2 separate regions of the Homo sapiens genome follow, and region 2 is linked to region 1. The links are chromatin loops, found by intact Hi-C in ENCODE. Cell type or tissue: tibial artery. All regions are shown on one strand.

What was found. Hi-C counts contacts between places; a loop is a spot of excess contacts. Peaks named below come from ENCODE experiments on the same cell type or tissue, not always from the same donor. Only the 100,000 strongest peaks of a DNase experiment are listed, where the experiment ranks them.
Region 2: it touches region 1 in a loop (2.0-fold over the local background); 2 of 110 quality-filtered maps call a loop at or near these places.

What each region holds. Positions count from the first base shown.
Region 1 is chr14:90,520,493-90,528,492 of GRCh38, forward strand. It overlaps TTC7B (tetratricopeptide repeat domain 7B), which reads right to left. Exons shown (of 20, transcript NM_001010854.2): 20 at 4,072-8,000. Among named protein-coding and RNA genes, the nearest start is that of LINC00642, 69 kb to the left of the region's middle. RefSeq lists an enhancer at 2,226-3,087. In tibial artery, a CTCF peak has its summit at 3,919; DNase peaks (open chromatin) are centred at 549 and 2,234; H3K4me3 peaks cover 526 bases; H3K27ac peaks cover 5,551 bases.
Region 2 is chr14:90,671,746-90,679,745 of GRCh38, forward strand. It overlaps TTC7B (tetratricopeptide repeat domain 7B), which reads right to left. Exons shown (of 20, transcript NM_001010854.2): 9 at 4,778-4,915. Among named protein-coding and RNA genes, the nearest start is that of TTC7B-AS2, 22 kb to the right of the region's middle. In tibial artery, no CTCF peak of the experiment used is centred here; a DNase peak (open chromatin) is centred at 3,736; H3K27ac peaks cover 6,753 bases.

The DNA.
Region 1 (8,000 bases):
CAGTGGCTGACTCCTGATCCCTTTTCCAAAACAACATCCGCAGCAGCTCCCAAGGGGTGAGCCACCTCCCTCCTGTTTACCACTTGCGTGGCCCCCCGCCCTGCGGGGCTAGCTCCAGGCTGCCATCAGCAGCTGTGTTTTCCAGGCCCTGGCCCTTTCCCCTCCTGGCACCTTGGAGGCCCAGCTACAGGGCAGCTACTCTCAGGAGGGTTATCTTTTCCCTTGACACCAGGACCCACCAAGTCAAGGGGTACTTCCCAGGCTTCCCCAGTTGGGTCCAGCCTGGCAGGTGGGGAGGGGATGGTGCTGAGTGAGAGAGAAGGAAGGTGAAGGGAGTCAGAATCTCCTAGAGACAGTCCCAGGCTCCTTGCCCCACCCTCACCTCCTTCCTTGTCTGAGCAGATCTTTCAGGCTTCTCTGAAGACAGGGGTCCACTGGGACCTCAAGCTTGGGCCCAGAGGTTGTCCAGTCCCAGCTAACACACTGGGAGCCTCCTGTTCTCACTTCACCCTAACGGGCTCCTTTCTCCACCCTGTGCTCCTTGTCCTTACCTCCTCTTCTGCATCTGTGGTGAGAGACAGAGAGGTTCCACACCCCTTCCCCATTTGGAGCCTGAGGCAGCCCCACCTCCTGGGCCCATCTGTCCCCTCCAGACCCTAAGACACAAGCTTCACCTCCACGATTTTCTCACAGCAAACCTGCTGTCCTCTCCTACTGTCCTCCCCCAGGGAGTCTTTGATCCAGCTTGGGCCTTGAGCCAAAAAGTCATTAAAAGAAAGTACAGCCAAGGAGAGGAAAAAATTGCTCTTCTGATGGGAGAAAGCCAAAAGCTGTCACACGCCAGGGCCACTGGCTCTCACCCAGGAACTTGGGGGAGAACTTTCTGGGAGGTAGGGTGGGGGCCAGGGGCTGAGGCAGGAGGAGACGGTTATAGCAAAGGTCTTGGGGCCCAACAGACCGAGATGCAGCGACCAGCTTTGTTCTTGCTGAGACCTGGAGCAAGTGCCCAGCCTCTTGAGAGCCGTGACCTTGCAGGGTTGGGTGCCATGGAGACCTGGCATGCAGCGGGCCCCAGCTAGAAGGACCTCCTGAGGTCTCTGATGTTTTCCACAGCTCACAAAGGTGTTTGGGAGGGAACAGCACCAGCTGGAGCCTCTTACAGGACAGGAGACCGAGCAGAGGCCCCGGGAGGGTGACCTGTCCAACGTCACACAACAACTGGATGCCCTTGGCTCTGCCTGCATCCCCTGCAGTCCTGGCCTGTAGGAGACAGGACAGCCAGAGACATCGTCATTGGTGAGCCTCACCTTCTCAGCCCCCAGCTGGGGAAACTGAGGCCCAGAGTGGGAACTCCCATGGGCATGTGACCCGTGTAAGACGAACACGGGCAAGAAGGCACAGGTCCTGCTTCTCCCTGCCTCGCGCCCCTCTAAACCAAATAGCCGATGCTCACTGCACCAGGAACCTTGTACTTGAGGCTTTCAAGACATGATCAGATTTGATTTTTACAACAAACTAATCAATGAGGTAGGTGCCTTTATTACCCCTCATTTACAGATGAGTAAGGTGGGGCACAGAGAGGGCAAGTGACAGACTGAAAGTCACGCAGCAGATACACAGTGGAGCCGGACTTGAAACCCAGGGTGCGTGACTCCAGCACCCGTGGCTGTGGCCTCCAGTGGGGCCAGGAGAAGCTGACCTAGTCCTCCATTCTCTGCTCGCTCCCTGAAGGCCTGGGCCGGGAGGGGGAAGAATGTCCAGAACACCGCCTGCTGGGCTCCTTGTGCGGTGTGCCTGGTGCACAGTGGGTGCCTGCTGAACGTGGCACTGTGCTGAGTGAGGTGGGCTCAGCAATTGCGCTAGCACAGGGCGCTCGGGCTGAGACCCCTGTGGGAGAAACAGAGGCGGGGAGGGGCCTTCGGCTGGGCGGACACACTCAGGCGCTCACAACAGTGCATCACTATGGGCCACGCAAGTCAAGGGCAAACTCTTCACCCCCGCTCTTGCTGTAGGAAGAGCGCCAGCTCTGGGTTTCAAGCCCCTCTGCCTGAGTGGAAGGACATGTAGGGGCATCTGTGAGGATTTGAAAGGAGCAGAAGAGCGGACAGCACGAGGGGAGGCTCTGGTCAGGAAAACCAGCCAGGAGTAGTGGGAGGAGAAGCCGCGGGGGCTGCGGTCAGGAGTGGCTTCCTTCAGGCACTGGTCCTGGCCTGGCGTGGTGGTGACGACAGGGGAGACTCCTCCTCGTGCCGCGGCCTGGGCGCCTCCCCTTTCTCCTGGCTGCAGTCCTTCCCTGGCCTCTGGAGTGTGTACTCTGAGCGCCTACCCCATCACCTGTCCCCTGAGATCTCTCTAGGGAGCTGGATGTGCCTGGGGGGAGTGCCTTCTTTGGCCCCCACCCAATCCTGTCCCTTTTTGCAGTCACAGCAGCGCTCCACGCCACCCTCTGCCCTCCCCCTACCTTTCTGTGAAAACAGCTCTGGCCGGAGCACTCAAAGAGAGACCACGCCCCGCATGGGCACCACAGCGTGGGAGGGGGGAGCTGGTCCTTTGGCTTCCAGCCCTGAGCCTGTGGTGGTTGCCAGGGCAACAGCAGCCCAAGGGAGGCAGGCCTGACAGCATCGCAGGAGGCTGCCCAGCCCCTCCATCCCTCCCTGCTCCCAGGGAGGTGTAGCACCTGGGTGTGTGCACCGTGCGTGTCTGTGTGTACACACATGAACCTGCAGTCTGGATGCCACTGGCCCTGGGTTCCGCAGAGCTGGTCACCAATGGCCTCACTGATCAGAGAAGGGCGGGATGCCCGGGGCTGGGGGCTTAAAGCTCCCTCAAAGTTTTTGGGCGCGGTGACTCACGCCTGTAATCCCAGCACTTTGGGAGGCTGAGGCGGGTGGATCACGAGGTCAGGAGTTCCAGACCGGCCTGACCAACGTGGTGAAAGCCCATCTCTACTAAAAAAAAACCCAGAAATTAGCCAAGCATGGTGGTGCACACCTGTAATCCCAGCTACCAGTAGGCTGAGGCAGGAGAATCATTTGAACCCGGGAGGTGGAGGTTGCAGTGAGCCAAGATTGTGCCACTGCACTCCAGCCTGGGCGACAGAGTGAGACACTGTGTCAAAAAAAAAAAAAAAAGAGAGAGAGAGAGAAATGCAAGGTTCTGAGTCATTTCAAAATTATTTGAGTAGCTGGATTTTTCTTTCTTGGGCCACAGACATAAGAACTGGGCCCTCAGGTTTGGAAGAGCACCAACCGCACGGCAGGTGATCAGAACATGTGTCCTGACCCCTGCCCACAGGCATGGTGGTCCAGGCCTCAGCCACAGGCCACGCGGTGTTTTGGGGCCACCGCAGCAGTGGGCCGAGGCCTTTGCTTGTGGATGGACAGGGGGCTGTGCTGGGCCTCCAGAACCCACCATGCTCCCTGGAAACAAAGGAGGCCACGTGCAGGGTCTGACCTTTAGCTCCCCATAGGGAAAGGATGTGTCAGCAGAGTGTGAGCAGTGGAACCAACCTGAGCTGGCCACTGTTGGCCTTGGGAGTCCAGGCCTTGGGTCTCACCCTGCTGGTCCCAAGGCCTAGGTGGGGCAGGAAGGTGTCAGAGTTGTCCAGGACACCCGGACGGTTTGCCTGATTTTGCAAGGACAGAGGCTCAACTGAGAAGCAGGCACCCATCAACCCTCCCTCAGTAGTGTCTTTCCTGTCTCTGCTGGGCCTTGTTGACTGTGATCAATGACTTCCACTTCCCCGTTGGGGAAACTGAGGCACAGAGAAGTCATGCAGTGCCCTAGCAGCAGGGCTGAAATTCACTGGGGCTGTGGGCCCCGCCAGGAAGCCACTGGCCGCCCCACCATGCACTCCTGGCAGCCCGGCTCTCAGCGAAGTGGGAGATGGGGTGGGCTTGGCCGGAGCTAGGGAAGGGTCGCTGCAGCCCCGGCCCCACCCAGACAAGCCTCCACTTCCTGAGCTGGCCGCCAGGACAGGCTGGGCTCCCAAAATCCTTCCTAAAAAGGAATCAGGCTGTGGTGGCCCACACTATTTTTAGATAATTGTGTTGAAAAATCCCAAGGCACATGTAGCATCATGCATTTTTTTATTCAGGAAGAAAAAAGAAAGGGACCTCCCCACTCTTCTCCCCACAGCCACCGCCTGCCCAAAACAGGTCATGCCCCTGGAGTGGCCTCGCACCGTCCATCCCCGGAGGGGCAGTAGCCTGGGCCCTGCAGCTGCCCAGCCCTGGGGGTTAGGGCCTTGGGGTTTCTGGCTAGAAACAGGGCTCACCTCGGTCTCCTCCTAAGCCTGGAGCTCTCAGGTGGTGCAAGGCACACGGGGATCCCCCACATTGCAGGTGGGGAGACTGAGGCCAGGCTGTACTCATCTCCATTACGAGGCCTTTTTTTTTAAAAAAAAAAAACAAACAAAAAAACAAAAAACAGCCTTATGAAGATGTGATTGGCACGTAGTAAAGCGCAAGCATTTAAAGTATACAGTTCAATATGTCTTGACATTTGTATCTATCCATGAAGCCATCGCCACTATTAAGAGAGGGATCATATCCATCACCCTCAAAATGTCTTTATCATCTTTGAAACCCCTCCCTCTGGCCCCCCCTCCACCCCCAAGTCTCCTTGCCCCAGGCGCAATCACGGGTCTGCTTTCCCTCACTCTAGATTAGTCCACATTTTCTAGAGTTTTCTATAAATGGAATCACACAGCACGTTCTTTTTTGACTGGCTCCTTCAACTCGTCACCACTACCTGGAGATTCACCCATGTTGCTGCAGGCACCAAGCCCCTCATATGGACAGATCACAATTCGCTTCTCCTTTGATCTGTTGGTGGACATTTGGATTGTGATCAGTTTTTGGCTATTACAAATAAAGCTGCTATAAACATTTGCGGAGAAGTCTTTGTATTTGAGGGGACTGCAGGGAGGCCGGGCTGAGTCAGCGCCACTGCCGCTGCTGCGTGTCCCTTTCTGAGGCCTCGGACCGCACCGCTTTCGCCCTGCGGCCCGGCTCGGTAGCCTGATCAGTCGCGTTCCCGGCTGCGTCTCCGGTCACCGAACGGGACGGCGGGATGGCGGGGTCGATCTGTGCAGACGCTGCTAGTGGTTCCGCAGTCGTCGCTGGGTCAGCTGTTTCGAGCGGCGGATCTGCTCCTATAGATGTCCAGATTGTTAGACGGTGGGCTTCATCCGTCCTACCTCGCCCAACCCAGTTGACTAATATTTGGGTCGGTGGAGCCCGAATAATACAATAAGAATAAAACCCAACGACAAAGGCCCTCTCTAACCCGAGTACACCGGCCTCTGGCTTTGTGACAAGCACGTCACTGTTAGGCTAAGCAGAGACTTTGGAACCCCGGTTCTAAAGCTCTCAGAGTGGAAGAGTACCAGGACATGGGGGTGGGGGTTGGGGCAAAGCTTTGCTCCCTTAGAATAATACCAACGTACAGAGTTGCGATTGGTTAAAAAATAAAAAAAAATAAAAAAAATAAAAAAAAAAAAGAAGTCTTTGTATTTTATATTTGTACATATATTTCCTTTTCTCTGGGGTACATACTAAGAGAGGAATTCCTGGATAATTCTATGTCTAACTTTTTAAGAAACTGCCAAACTGTTTTCCAAAGTGGCTGTACCATTTTACATTCCCTCCAACAACGTATGAGGGTTCCAATTTCCCCACGTCCTCACAAACATTTGTTATTGTCTGTCTTTTTGATTATAGACATCCTAGTGGGTGTAAGGTGGTATCTCTTGGAGTTTTGACTTGCATTTCCCTAGTGAGTAATGATGTTGAACATTTCTTCATGTGCTTGTTGGCCTAGACCTTACTTTAAAAAAAAATAAACTATTAAGTTTGGGATAATTTTAGATTCACTGAAAAGTTTCAGAGATAACACAGGGAATTCCCATTTACCCTTCACTCAATTTCCCCTAATATAACCTTTATGTTACCTGGCACATTTGTGCCAACAATGGAACTGACATTGATAAATTACTAGTAACCAAACTCCAGACTTTATTTAGATGTCAGCAGCTTATAATACGAATGTGCCTGATATGGTTTGGCTGTGTCCCCACCCAAATCTCGTCTTGAATTGTAGTTCCCATAATCCCCACATGTCATGGGAGGGACCCGGTGCAAGGTAATTGAATCATGGGGGTGGCTACCCTCATGCTGTTCTCATGATAGTGAGTTCTCATGAGCTCTGATGGTTTTATAAGGGTTTTTCCCCCTCCTTTTGCACGGCACTTCTCCTTCCTGCTGCCATGTGAAGAAGGACATGTTTGCCTCCCCTTCCTCCATGATTGTAAGTTTCCTGAGGCCTCTCCAGCCATGCTGAACTGTGAGTCAATTAAACTCGTTTTCTTTATAAATTACCTAGTCTCGGGTATGTCTTTATTAGCTGCATGAGGACGTACTAATACGGTGCCTTTCATCCAGGACCCCGTACCACCTAATATTTAGCTATGTCTTCATGGGCTTCTCTGGTTTTCGTCAGTTTCTTAGACTTTTCTTTTTCATGCTCTTGGTAGTTTTGAGGGGTATTGGTCAGGTATTTTGTAGAAAGTTCATCGGTTTGGGTTTGTCTGATGTTTTCTCATGATTACACTGGAGTTATGGGTTTGGGGGAAGAAGACCACAGAGATGAGGTGCCCTGCTCACCCCATCATATCTGGGGGTACCTGGTATTCACACGACTCATCACTGGGAATGCTGACCTTCATTGACTGGTGAAGGTGATGTCCTGCCAGGTTTCTCTGTGGTAATGTTACTATTTTTCCTATTTCCACATCCTTCTCTCTGAATGCAAGTCACCAAGTCCAGCCCACACTCCAGTGATGAAGCTCCCCAAGCTTCACTTGACTCTGAGGATCTTCTACGCCAGGCACTTCACATTGATGTTTCACTTAACCCCACCCCTGTTACTGTCCCTCTGGTAGAAGTCCTAATAATCTCTAAACTTAGCAAATTCGCAGTTACAAAGGCTCAGGGATCACTTAGTCAAAACCTTCTTTACCATTTTTACAGACAAGGAAACTGAGATCCAGAGGGAGATGTGACTCACTTTTTTTTTTTTTTTTTGAGATGGAGTCTCACTCTGTCGCCCAGGTGGGAGTGCAATGGCGCCATCTCGGCTCACTGCAAGCTCTGCTTCCCGGGTTCATGCCATTCTCCTGCCTCAGCCTCCCGAGTAGCTGGGACTACAGGTGTCTGCCACCATGCCCAGCTAATTTTTTGTAGTTTTGGTAGAGATGGGCTTTCACCGTGTTAGCCAGGATGGTCTTGATCTCCTGACCTCATGATCCACCCACCTCAGCCTCCCAAAGTGCTGGGATTTCAGGCGTGAGCCACTGCGCCTGGCAGATGTGACTCACTTTATGATCACATCACAAGCTAAAGGAAAATGGCGAGCCAGGTGTGGCGGCTCACGCCTGTAATCCCAGCACTTTGGGAGGCTGAGGCGGGTGGATCACTTGGAAGGATGTCTTGATCCAGAGTAAAGGCTCCATAGGCATTTATTGGTTGACAAGGTTGGCATATGTTGTATGAATAAGAGCTTCCGTATGTGATAAGGTTTCTCTCTGTGGATGACATAGCCATGGGGTCGCCTGCTGCCTCCCGGTTACCCATACAAACCATGGAAACAGGAATGGGTGACAGCCCCACGCTCCCCTGCTGTGAGCCTCCAATCCCCTGGCTGGCTAAACAGCAGCACCAGCTCCTCCTTCTGTCCAGCCGGACAGAGAGCCTGGAGGAAGCTGGAGTCTGGGTTTCAGTGGCTACAGACAACCCTCCAAATGGTCAGTTAAGAACCAGGGCCACATTGTGAGTGGACACTTTCACACTCTGCAGGTGACCACGCAAAGTGGTAGAGCAACTTATTTTATTTTTGTCATTCTTTTGAGGCAGGGTCTTGCTGTGTCTCCCAGGCTGGGGTGCAGTGGCATAATCACTGCAGCCTTGACCTCCCACTTTGTTACCTGTTTCCGACGGTGT
Region 2 (8,000 bases), 150 kb after region 1:
TTGGTCTGTGTCTCCTTTGTACAATGCTCTTTGGCCAGCATCTGGCTGAAAAGTCCATAAGGAAAGAAAGGCACGATGATGTGGTGCACACAGAGGCGGCCGGTCTTGAGATGGGAGAGCAGCCTTCCATCTTGAATAAGCATAAGAGAAAGGCCAGCTTCCTTGAGAAAGAGAGGCTCTGCTCCCACTTACCCCTGTGAGCACAGTTATTAAAAGGCTGGGTCTGCACAACGCTGCACAACACACCCACTGCACAAGGGTGCCAAGGACAGGAGAGAGAGGAACATGTGCTGGCAGTGGCAGCAGAGGCGCCCCCACCCTCTGTGGTGCCCGTGGGCCCAGGTCAGCCAAGGAGAGGAGCCAAGAAGCAGGAAGACATGCTGTGCCCTGACGTGTAAGTGTTAATGCTGGTTGGGGACAAGAGAAGGAAGGAAAGCACAAGGACAGGGTGAGAAGGAGTTAAGACCTCTTCTCTCTCTCACAATTGACTGATGGTTTTATGAACTCTTCTGTCCACAAAAGCTTCCACCCATGTAAAAGAAGATCTAGCAAGGTTTCTGAGGCAAAGAGGACTTACTCACACACGAGCCACACGGTGATATGTCTAGATCGCATCTTCAAGGGGCACATGTAAAGTCTGCCAACAGGTTGTGGTGCTGACAATCAGGCCCCACACTTTCTTTCCAAGCTCCTCTCCTCCCACTTCTCCATGAGAGCAAGCCCTGGGTTCCTGTTCCCTTGGGTCCAGTGCCTTCACAGCTCCGCAAGCTTAAGGATGAAGAGGGTCTCTCTCCTCCTAGACCACTTAATGCCTATCAGGCCTTGAAGAGCCAATTCATATATCCATTGTTCATAATCTCTTACTGGCACTCCCAACCTATAAACTCTGCTGCAATTGGCCTATTCCATTCACCTGCCAATTAACATGCTTTGCACTATTATGTATTCTCTAATTTGATTATCTTTTTGTTTGTTTCTATGTGGTCTCCCTAACTAGAATGGAAATTTCTTGAAGGCAAAAGATCTTTTTGTATCCTTTGTTGCTTCCCCTGTGCCTAGTAACTCCTGTATATACAGTGGTAGTAACTGCAGCAGCATACAGTTGCCTCTTAACGAGCTCTAAGTGCTGGGCTCTGTTCTGAGTACTTTACATGGATTAATGAATATGCATCTCCCAACTGTCTGAGATATACATGCACACAATTATTACCCCTATTTAACAGGAAAAGAAACTGATGCATAGGAGGTTAATGATGTGCCTAGGCTCACACGACTGGTACATAGCAGACCCAGAGCTCAAACCAAAGCTCTCTGACTCTAGAGCCTGTGACACACTATGTTGATGACCTGAGTTTGGGGTTGAGGAGGCAGAGATGGGTGAGGTGCCAGTGGAGGAGAGAAGAGAGATAGGGAATATCCACAATAAAATGTGCAAGATACTGTCCCATTCAACAAAACTTACATAATGCACAATTTATTCATAAAGACAGATGTAAAGATTGCCTCTAAAATGTCAATTAGTCAACTATCTCAGGAGAGCTGGATTCTAAGGCACTTTTCTTTCCTTTTCCATATTTTGCATGTATTGTTTGATTCTCCAAGGAGCATGCAGGACTATTGCATATGGCGAAAAGATAAACAGTGAAGTCAATTTCATTATGGGCGGAAAGGAAAACAAAACAAAAAGAGAAAAAAGAAGGAGCGCGGGTCTGTCGAATATTTCTGAACAGAAGGATGGCATGTCTATTCCTGTGTCTCAGAAAGATCGCCCTGCTGACAGTGGAGGAAATGAAGACAGGGAAATATAACATATCTCTAAGACAAATGATAAAAATGATAATTACTAACATTTATGGAGCTCAGAGAAAGGTAATATAGGAAGTTTAAAATCCAGTTATCCTCACAACAACACTGTTCATAGTAGCCAAAAGGTAGAAACAACCCACATTTCCATCAGCTAATGAATGGAAAAACAAATTGTGGTAGATCTGTACAACGGAATACTATTCAGCCATAAAAAGAAATATTGATCCATGTTATAATGTGGATAACCTTGAAAACATTATGCTATGTGAAAGAAGCCAGACACCAAAGCCCAAATATTGGCTATTTATATTTATATGAAATACCCCAAATCAGTATCCATAGAAAAAAAAAGCAGATTAATAGTTGACAGGAACTTGGTGGGAGTGAGGAATGGAGAGTGGCTGCTTAATGGGTATAGGGTTTCTTATAGGGTGAGGAAAAGGTTTTGCAATTTGAGGTGATGGTTGCACAGTGGTATGAACGTACTAAATGCCACTGAATTCTACACTTTAAAATGGTTAGGTTTGTTACGTGAATTGTACTTCAATTAAAAAAAAAATCCAGTTACTCTTTTAAATTAAAGTCCTGAGAAAATGGAAAGGCAGATGAGGAGGAAAAAAAAGTGGATTCAGAAAAACCCCAGTAAATGAGGAAGTAAGACAAGTGGGACACCCAGAGTAGGATGTGGCCTCGGACAGAGGGAGGGAGAGAGGGCCCACACTCAGCAAAGGGTGGACCTAACCCCTATCTTCAGTAACTGAGCTATCCAACCATGGGCCAGGCAGCCTTGAGATGCTGTGAGCTTTCATCTTTCTCCTACAACATCGACCGTTTTAGTCGGATGATCTGAGACAACACAGTTGGTGAATGCTCGCTCCAATTGCCTAAGTGGTAGGCACAGGCAAGGCTGAAGCCAAGTATCCAACCCCTAGATAAGGCATGCAGAGCTTGTGCTGGGCCCGCCCCCGTCAGCACATGGGCCACAGCTGCTTGTCACACCTGGCAGCTCCAGGCTGGGGGCAGCTTGTGAGCAGGGGCCACACCTTGCTCCTGGCTGTATCCCTGGCCTTAATCAGAGCCCCTGGCACAGAAGAGGTGATAGTACATACATGTGTTGAAGAAATAAACATCTTCCATTTCATATATTTCATCAGTTGGTTGAGATTTTTAGAAGATAAAACACAGATATGGTATAAAATTCAAAAGGCTCTGGGGGAGATACAGTAACAAATTTGCCTTTCTTCTACCCTCCTATTCCAGCTTCCCCGAGGCAACCTTTGGCACTGCACCACCTTTTGCAATGTGACTAGGGGAGTGAAGTTCTGACTTGCAAAGGTTCCCGCAACTACACTACCCAGTCATTTGGGAGGCAGGTGACCACCACGAGGTGGGAGCTACATATGATATCAAGACAGAAGTCATCTGGGTGAAAACAAGGTCCTAGTATTCTGTGCCAGGAGCAGGCACAGGCCCCGGAGCCACAGCTTGCAGAGGAAACCACCAGGGTGATGACCACCCCCTAGAACGTTCACAGAACAATGGGAAGCCCAGGGGCAGAGACCACCCAGCCAGTCAACAGGGCCAGACACCTCAAGCTCCTCACTCTTGTTTTGGACCTAGGAGATTTCGAGCTGGGGAAAGGCAACATTGCTACCCAATAGGATGGAAGTAGATGTGTGCGTACCACTGTCATCCTTGAACCTAGAGAGGTGATAATGTGTTTTGTCTGGAGGAACGAATTCACCTTAAAGGAATTCAACTGTGAGCTGGGTGGCATGGTCCCCAGTGACAGGCTTTGTGGTGGACACAGCTGACAGGAACTTAGGTGGTGGGGAGAAGGGGGGTCCAGGAAATCAAGGTACCGGGAGAGGTTCGATCCATTTAGTGATGAGCAACCTAGGCCAATCCTAAGCCTGGACTGAGTCCCGGGGCTGAGCCGCATGTGGTGGGGGCATCTGCACACACTGCTTTGTCAGGCCAGATTGTGAGGCTGAGTAACCACTGCCCTGTAGAGTCACCAAACCATGGACTAAAAAAAGATTCAAGCCACACAGGCTCATCTGTTTCCCCAAGGTTCCTGCCTAATGTGGCGATGCACTGGCAGGCTAGAGGGTGAGTCGGGCACTTATCTGATTTCAGCCAATCTGTTACTGTATTTCATTCCCTGTCCTCGTGCCCAGAGGCTGTTGCAATGGGTATAAATTTAGAAAGAGAAAGATAAATAACATGGAAAAGTTCCTTTTAAAAAATAGGGATTTTTTTTTCTCTATTTTGCTAAAGAAAAGATAAAGTGATCTTCTTGTTATTTATTTAGCCTTACCATGGTAGAATTTGATATTTTGGGCAGGAACCTAATAATGCATAACCATAGCCCAGGATGAACCAGCTTCTCCTGAAACTGTGAAAGAGGCAAGCCTCCATCCTAAGCGTTTCTTAGAAACTGAGGGAGTGAGAAGATGACAGTACCTTGCACAAGATCTGAAATCCACGAGGGTCCCTTCTGAACAAGCAAAAGACTCTGAAAGAAGACTGTCTCCTTTATATGAAACGGTCTATACCAGCTAACATAACACACTGTGCCTGAAATTGTCAGGCCACTGGCGATTTCACTGTACACATTGATACTTTAAAGGAAACCTGTTCTATGAGGAAATTAATATCACAGATGGGAGATTTTCAGTTGGTGGAAAGAGAAACTGCTTGAGAAATGTTTGCCTTCCCTCACACACAAACTCACAGCCTGGTGGGTTATGGAACTCTCATGGTAAAAGACTAGATCAATTCCACCACCTAATCATTTAGCCCAAGGCCCATTCTACAGGGGAGAAAACCAAAGTTAAGTGACTGGCCCAAGATCACATGGCTGCCACTAATAGAGGGGGGCCCAGGACCAGGTCTCACAGCGCTTCCCTGGGGTCACCGTGCAACTGCCACCCACCACCTGGATGTCAACCAGACTCAGCAGCTGTACCTCTGACAGCATCTCATACTGGCCTCTTCTTCCAAGAGCAATGGTGAGTAAGTCATAGACCACAGATGCACTCTGCAGACTGATGAGGCGGTCACTCTTGTGTTCAGGTATCCTGCTCAGCACAGCGTCCCGGTTGGCCTGAAAAAACATGGAATAGAGAAGCAGATGGAGAGAGAACCTAGTGCTGCATGGCGGGGAGTCCACCTAGGCCCTCCTGCCCCTACCAATTTGCGAAGGGAATGGAGACAAGGGTAGGAATGAGCAGAGGCCTGTCATCTTGGGTTATTTATTCAAAATCCCCTGGGCACCGCAGAACATGATATACGGGATGATCCAAACACTGAAGTCCTGGAAGTGTGAACCTAGAGGGCACCTGTACCTGTCGACAGGCATCTGGAGGAAGCCTTGGCAGCCGATACAAAGTTTTCCCTGGCCTCGGGTTCATAGCCAGCCTCATAGAAGACGCAGCTGCGCTCTAGAGCAGCCGAATCATCCATCAAGTGAGGCCCTGCTGCACCTCACTCGTGAATCCTGCTTCTGCTCTACATTAAAGAGTGGGAGAAAATTCCCAGCCCTGCATTTCCCAACACCCAATTGTGTCATCAAGTTCCATGAGTCCTACAGAGATATATCTTACTTTTCCTCTATCACCAAGCAACATTCAAATCCCTATATGACATCTTCACTGGAACAGAACACAAAGATGAGTTCAATCTTGTTTAAGGAAGCACAACACAGATATATAAGAGAAAACAAGAAGAAAGCAGATTTTTACTTTAAAAGATATTAACACAGAGGACTCAAGAGAACACCGTCAATTTTCTATGCTTAGCACAGAAATACATCAGGCACATTCAAACTTATTAATCTCATCTATCCAGAAATCAAATGCTCTTTACAGCAACTTGTTTCCATTACTTCTAAAATTTAATTTCTCTACAGATTCCTCCAAATATATCACATGTCTGAGACTCAACAGCTAGCTCATTTTCCTCTTTTCCCTAATAGGAAGTTCAGAATCAACAAAGTTAGATTTCGCCTGCCTTTTTCCCTCTGCTAATTAACAGAAGTCTGCAGATCCATCTGTCTGTAGGAGCAGAGAAAGGCCCCCCCAGTCTTTCCTGTGAAAGTGGTACATGAGGTTCCGGGGTCACTTGTCCCGGCAGGCTGACGTTGATCTTCCCCCTGACATTCAGAAAGGCCACACACACACCTTCCCTCTCACTAATGAGACAAAATGCATTTTCTTTGTGTGTGAGTCCAAGGCATTTACTTTTAGCCACCCATCAGTACTTACTCACTTTAAAACTCCTTGCTGTTAAATGTCAAAGACAAATAAGAATATATAAGACAGGCCACTTCCTACAAAGTGAGTCATCTCTTACGGAAACAAGCCTGCTTTTGAAGATTTCATTCTAAGTTTTTCTTGTTAGGAGTCCCTCTTGAGCCCAAAAAAAGCAGCTCTGAAGGAAACAGGGGCCTGTTGCAAATGGTCTCATTTTATTTATTTGCTATATATGTTCCATACTGAGACCAATGCCTGGAAGAGAACAAAACAAACATACTATTTATGAGAGACTTTCAAGTTATACTAAATGCATTCTTTTCATTTTTAGAGAAAGTATCAGTATCTTTTGATTAAAAAGGTACAATATAGAACCTCAAACAGACCCACAAATAATAAATATCCCAGAATATTGCCTCAGTGGTAGTTCTGCAAATCAAGTTCTTATAATCCCATTCTCCTAGGGGAAACTAATTTGATTTGTAGTTAGAAAACAGCACAATTCTAAATGATACCTTGTAGGTGGAGAAGCGACGGACAAATTCATGCTTCTGAATTAAAGTCAGTACCAACAAAGAACACAATTTTCTGACATCCAAAAAACACAGCAATTTTCATTTTGGTTTTGAAATTGAGCACATTCATTTTCTGTCTAAAAACTAAACAATCGAGAAGTCAAAGGATATGGAAAAAAGGCTTCCAAAGGCAATTTCATTTAGATTTCTACCTACATTTTCTGAAATGATTTACAGGAAGAACATAATCATTTTGGTTAGAAACCTCATCCTTCATATCCACTGATGACATCACTGGATTTCAACATCCCCTGAAGAGATTTTTCTGGCAATTACATACCATAGAGCCAAATCTGACTGTCTCAAAGGGATCTCAATGTTTGAGTATTATTAGTTTCTATCACTTCAATTAAGAAGCAGGAGAGTTGGAGATATCATTCCAAAGACATCTCCACTTAGTGCAAGCATTTTAGAGAGGTGGCCATGTTTTCCAAATTGCAGACTGGAACACATCATCTGACAGTGGAACATAATGTTTTCAATCAGAATTGTCCAGGTAATCTAAAATGTACAGTCATCATGCTTTCAGAACTTTTACACCATAACCAACCAAGTTTGCCCAAAGGGAACTACCTGCCAAGGACCCAACTTGGGATGAGGGAATGCTGACCAGGAGGCCAAGATGAGCTGGCTCCATGGATGACCCGGTGGGGAAGCCTGTGGAGACTCGTTCACTTGAATGCCACCTAGTGCCAGCCTGCTCACCTATGTGCTTCCCTGATTGCACCAAGGCAAGTAGAGAATGTAAATGACACCACCCTAAGTTATCAGCTGACTATCGGGCAACCTGCTTCCTTGAGAGGAAGTAAGCCCAATGACACCAAAGAGCCTCCAGATCAAAAGAGGTGGTAACTCAAGCAGACTTGCTCTTGTAAACATCAGTGGACCATTCAAAGTTTTAATCAAAGGCAAGAAAGCTGCCCTCTCATGAGTTCTGGCCTCTTCTGAACCCTCCTTCTCTCCGCGCATGTACGTTATTATGCTCAGACCCCATGTCTATACTCACCTGAGTCCATTTTATACCTCCCATTAAACAGTATGTGTGGGGAGGGCAAAAAGGGAAATGCCTTCTCTTGCTTTAGTTATGATTCCCTTCTCTCCCCTGGGCTGCCCCGGGGGTTGGCGGTAAGCGGTGACAACTATGGGGAGGGGGCAGTACAATCTCCTAGCAGGAACAGGAGACCACTGCGTGATGCACGCATTCCGCCTGCTCTAGGCCTCAGGTTCCTCATGTATAAAACGAGGGAAGGGGACGCGAGCCCTCAAGATCTTTTGATTCCAGGAGCCCACCCATTCTGCTCAGGTGCTCAGTATACATCACTTTTCTGCTGAGGAATTCACTATTACTACACACATGATCCTG